Regions from separate parts of the Homo sapiens genome. Here region 1 is linked to region 2. Evidence: chromatin contacts called from ENCODE Hi-C data. All regions are on one chromosome and are shown on one strand. Each heading gives the region's core, a stretch centred on a gene start or an enhancer-like site at or near the end of the contact. The rest is flanking DNA. Distances are from core to core; before and after follow the strand shown.

The links. A loop is a pair of places that touch in the nucleus more often than their neighbours do. Pooled maps may share reads with other maps.
Region 1: a map with no recorded cell type shows a loop between it and region 2 (2.8-fold over the local background). The contact joins the promoter of LINC00622 here to the enhancer-like site in region 2. A Hi-C loop is called at or near these places in 1 of 168 maps with a recorded cell type or tissue (mammary epithelial cell), 5 of 37 single-sample maps with no recorded cell type and 9 of 50 pooled maps.

Annotation. Positions count from the first base shown.
Region 1 is chr1:119,597,926-119,600,864 of GRCh38, reverse strand. LINC00622 (long intergenic non-protein coding RNA 622) reads left to right here and starts at 1,574. Exons shown (of 1, transcript NR_036540.1): 1 at 1,574-2,939.
Region 2 is chr1:119,278,169-119,280,868 of GRCh38, reverse strand. No RefSeq gene overlaps it. Among named protein-coding and RNA genes, the nearest start is that of LINC01780, 49 kb to the left of the region's middle. Within about 2 kb of position 1,293, at least 4 of the 41 ENCODE cell types and tissues checked have a DNase peak (open chromatin) inside an H3K27ac peak, as active enhancers do; they include mammary epithelial cell, where a contact is called at or near this core.

The DNA of each region.
Region 1 (2,939 bases), core at 325-2,824, 320 kb before region 2:
TTAGCCTTAACAGGACACTGGTCAGTTGATACCAGATATCGGGGATCCGCAATCTGTGATCTTAAACTAGGCTGAGAGAAATCTCCAAGTGTAATGTGAACTTTGCTTTTGTGCAGTAAATATGTTTGGAAGGAAATCCACATTAGCTCGTTATCTCCTCTCTCTGAGTGTCATTTGAAATGTTGCTGCTGTCTTGCAAAGTTTAGAAATTTGCAATGGTGACAGCTCCAATCACTAAGTTTTACGGAGGTGACTTACTTACCTATTCAATATATCCAAAACCTCAATTGCAATTTTCCCCCAGAGAGCTCTGGGTTCCTAGATGAAGAACACCATTGAAGGAAAGCTATCTAGTGTTAACCATTTAATGATATGGCCTGTACCACAGGAGTGGGGATTTGTGGTTGTATGCTCCAATGACTCTTATCATAGATGTTTGAACTTTTCCCATATTTTTGGGTACAAAACCATTCTCAGCAAATTTCTGAAGATGCTGTGAATGCTCCTTGAGCGTATACCTGAGAACTGCCCAAATTTCACCACCATAAGCTCTCCAAGATACTTTCCTCTACTTAAAAAAATCGAGGCCAGGCGCAGTGGCTCATGCCTGTAATCCCAGCACTTTGGGAGGCCGAGGCAGGCAGATCATGAATTCAGGAGATCAACACCACCCTGGCTAACACGGTGAAACCCCATCTCTACTAAAAATACAAAAACTTAGCTGGGCCTGGTGGTGGGCGCCTGTAGTCCCAGCTACTCAGGAGGCTGAGGCAGGAGAATGGCGTGAACCCTGGAGGCGGAGCTTGCAGTGAGCTGAGATTGCGCCACTGCACTCCAGCCTGGGCGACACAGTGAGACTCCGTCTCAAAAAAGAAAAAAAAAAAAAATCCAGGTGTAATCAGGTGTAATTTATATTCACTAAAATGCCCAGAGCTCGTGTTTAGTTTGATGAACCTTGACAGTTATGTATGCCCATGTAAGTAGCACCCAAAAAATGTATTGGTCATTTCCTTCACTGCAGAAAGTTCTTTTCTGCCTGTTCTTAGTTAATTCCCTCCCCTGCCCCCAATTTACCCTGGTAGGCAGCTACTTTCTGATTTTTATTCCCACAGAATTTTCATTTTATTCCTATATTTTCTTAATTTATTCTTCTAAGATCTCTGTGGTTCTGGATATATATTTAAATATAAAATCATTCTGAACTGAAGTTTTGTTCATGGAGTACAGAAGGATTGACCATTGATTGTCTCTATTGTTTGTTCATTTTTCTATTTCATGATTTTCTTTGTTTTTATTATCAGCTTATGTTTATTAACTTGGGGGTTGTTTTACTCCTTTTTTTCAGGGTTCTTATTATAAAAGCATATATAATTGACTTTAGTCCTTTGCTCATTTCCACTACAGGCATTTAAAGTTGTAAGTTTCTCTCTAAGCACTGTGTCAGCTGCAGCCAACATTTTGATGCATCGGGTTATCATCACTCAGTTAATGATGTTTTGAATTTTTTCTTGTGAGTTCGTCTTTGACCCAAGTGACCGATACCAACAGAGTATGTAGCTTGTTTTCTGAAATTGGGAATCTTCTAGATATCTTATTGTTTTGAATTTCTAATTAAATACTACTGTGGCCATAGCATATACTCTGTATGATTTTGATCCTTGTGTATATATTGAGACTTGTTTTATGGTGCAGCAAAAGGTCTGTGTTGGTGAACATCCCATAAACACTTGAAACGAATGCTTTCTGCAGTTGTTGGAAGTAATATTCTACAAATGATTTGCTTTGAAACCCCACTCTAGGTCTTGCCCTCCTCCCATGTTGAAAACATTCAACTGCTACTTGGGACCTGACTACCAATGCTTCAAACCCACTTGCCTAGAAAAGGTTGGCCCTGTGCTGCAAGATGTAGCAGCTTGTTCTCCGATAGCTACAGGCCCTGGGTCTTGCTGAGACATGTGGAGCACTATCTGAACCACCCAGGTGCATCACACACCTTTGCCTGCTATAGCACATGCTAGAGTGCACCTTACAGATCCCATCACCTTTCGGATGGGGCCAGACATTCCCTATGCTGTTGAGAGTTCTGGAGGCTGATAGATTTCAGCCAGTGTCTCTTGGAGTCTCTGAGTGGAACCGATAAATAAAAGCCCTAAAGAAAGTGAGAAATTAAACAAAGGGCAAGACTGATGGGGGCCACACTACTAAATTTCTTTTGTTTTTAAACAGCTTTACTGAGGTATAATTGACATAACATTCGCTTGTTTTAAGTGTGCAGTTAAATTATTTTCAGTAAAATTTTAGACTTGTGTGACCATCACCATGATCCTGTTTTGCAACATTTCTATCATTCCTAAGAAATCCCCTATGTTCATCAGTCACCACCACTTTTTCCCAGTCCCCAGCTCCAGGCAACCTCTAATTGACTTTCTGACTCTACAGATTTGCCTTTTCTGGAGACCATATAAATGAAATCATGCAATATGTGGTCTTTTGTATCTGTCTTCTTTCATTTACTTTAATATACTTTTATGGTTCATGTATGTGGCAGCACATATCAATATTTTAATCCTGTTAGGGGACAAATCCTATTAAATTGTATGGATAGCTCCCATTAGTTTATTCATTTATCAGTTGATACATATTTGAGTGTTTCTACTTTATGGACAATTATGGATAAAGTTGCTATGAATATTCACATTCATGTGTTGTGTGGACATAGGTTTTTTTCTTCTGGGTAGATAGCTAGAAGTGATAGTGCTAGGTCATATGGTAAATATATCTTCAACATTTTAAGATACTGCCAAACTGGTTTCCAACGTGACTGCATGTCCCATCAACAATGCGTGAGTGTTTTAGTTTTTCCACGTCATTATTTCACTTCCCCCAGGTGTTACTGTCCTTTTTTATTATAGCATTCTAGTGGGTAAGAAGTGGTGTCT
Region 2 (2,700 bases), core at 44-2,543:
TACCATTGACTGCCTCCAATTCAGGGCTTCCATAGAGTGGTGCCCCTTATGAGGAGCCCACACGCCATGCCTCCCCTGTATGGGTCCCAGAGCCCAGGCTATCAACTCTCCACCTCTCAGCCCTCTCTCTTCTCCTCGTCTTCCTTTCACACCCTATTCCAGTAAGTGTGAAGGGCTCTCAAGCTAAATCAGTTAGGGAAGGGCTGACATCTACAGTTTGTGGGAAAATAGTTTAACCTTTATGAAAAGTCAGAGGTACAGGGCCCCTGGGAGTTGGGGATGTGAGTGGGATGGAAGAGCCTAGTGGGGAACTCTCCCAAGCTTCTTGCATTATGGGCAATGCTCTCCTTTAAAAAGCATTAACAAAGGTCAGATTAACAAGTCAACACTGAAACTGTATCCAAACAAGTCTCCCTAATTGTAGGGAGAAAGCAGAGAAGGGGCTAGTGGAAAAAGTCCAGAGGACAAGACTGACTCCAAAGCCTTTCCCTCTCCATCCACTGGCAGGCTTGGGGCATATTCGATAAGGTGAAGGGAAATTGCAAAATTAGAACTGGCAACTTATACAGAGAGGCCTAGTGCAAGGCCATGGGCCTGAGGCAGGCTCAGAAAGTTGAGGAATTGTGGGGGAAAGAGGATTTGGCAGCCTGACTTCCTGTGGCTGTATCCAAGGCTAATTAGCTTGCAGTGTTCTGTGTGTGCCTGAATGGAAATGATCCCAGTCTTGAGAGGCAGGGGGGTAAGGAAATCAAAAACACATGCAGAAAGAAAGAAGGGGAAGGGATTGGTGGGAGAGGAAGGCCAGGGGTTGTGGGGGGCCGGGGGGAACCTGTCCTTTGGCTACATTTTCTTTTTTCAGGAGAGGGCTCTCATCATTCTGTTTCATGACCAGTAAATCACCACCACAGCCCTGTCCATCACATCTCACATCTGCTGCAGAACTCGTTAAACATCAAAAGACAGGCCTATCAGTTCTGCTTAGTTAGAAGTCTGACTTACTAGAGGTCTAACCAAGGAGGAGTTTGCATGTTTTTAATAATAGCTTAAGGAACTTCGTAGCACCCCATAAATTACTTAATGCAACAAACTCTTCCTGTAGTCCAGCTGGCATTTGAAAGTTGCTGAACCAACCCAGACCTGCCCCTATGGCAATGACTTTTTGGTGGTCACATTCCAGGACACCACAGGGTGTTAGTTAATGCTTTAATTCATAATTCTGAGCCCGTTATTAAAAATGAGTTACGTTGCTGTGTATGTCCTCCCTGGAATGCATGACTCACAATTCCTTTGCCTTTGTCTTTCTGACTCACTGTCTAAAGAGGTAACCTGGCCAGGCTATTCCATATGTGTGCTGTGTTATCACGTTGCCGGGCACCTCAGAGCAAAAAGAAATGGTCTAGTAGAGAAATGGATCAATAACTAGGGGCAATAAAATCAGAACCTTGTCCCAAACTTGAAGGTACATGCTCGACAGATATATTAATATAAATCAGTAAATATTTACCGAGTGCTTACTCTGTGCTAGAAACGAGACATACAAAAACAAATTCTGACATTCTGACTCCTTTTAAAGAGTCCACAATATTGTGGACACATATGAACACTCTGAGGTTTAAAAAACAAACTAACACAAATGGAAGGATAATATTATTCCACCAGTAACCCTTTAGAAGTTCCTTGGGTGTTGGTGCATTTTGCTGTCGCTGTTTGAAGCTAACCTCCTAGGTCTCCAGCCCCTGTGAGGGACACAGTCTGAGTAAAACCCACAACATCTGCTCAAGAGAAGCTTCAAAGAAGCACAATGCTTGGAATCATATCTTCTCTAAGAAAATGTAGGGTCAAAAACTCAACCCAGACCTCCTGACTTCATTTTTTCTACCCATTTGACAAGGCCACAAAAGAAATCTTTAAGCACCTATCTAAGTAATATTTCCTCTACACAACAGTCTATATGGCATGAGGCTAATATTCAGACAAAAATCAAGGGAATACACATCATACTACTAATTTATTATTTATGGCATTCTTGCATTGTGCCAGGAATTGAGCCATGCTGATAAATATTATTAGAACATAATCCCTCATTTCATAGACCTTCCCTTCATGTCAAGAGACAAAGTCCACCACAGTAAGAGAAATGACCAAAGTGTGCAGAGGATTCTATGGTAGCAGGAGAAGGTACTCAACTCAGACATGAGTACTGGTACTAAGGTACTGAGGACAGAAGGCTTTCTTAGCAAAGATGGTGTGTTAAACTGAGTCTCAAAGAAGCAATTAGCCAGAGGTAGGAGATGGGACATTCTAGGAATTCTAGTATCAGTGGTGTAGCTGTTTGCAATGATCTGTCTCCCAAACCCTCAGATGGTCTCATTATCATTGTCTTCACTAGAAAATTAATGAACAATTGCTTTGTGCAGAAGCTGTAGAAACTGTACTAGGTATTATAGATTCAACAATGTTTTCTATCCTTCTGTGACACACAGCTTAGGAGTGATTAGACAGCATGGATGGATGGATAGATATAGAGACAGACAGATGATGGCAATACCCAACCTGTACTTTACTTTTGTGTGGCAGTACCAGTTCTAAGGAGCTTCACAGTGGGCTTCATTTACCCTCACTGTCCTGAGATGGAGGTAGGGAAGACATTGCTTAATCCATTTTGAAAAAGAATAGATTCCTAGGCTAACGAATAGTGCA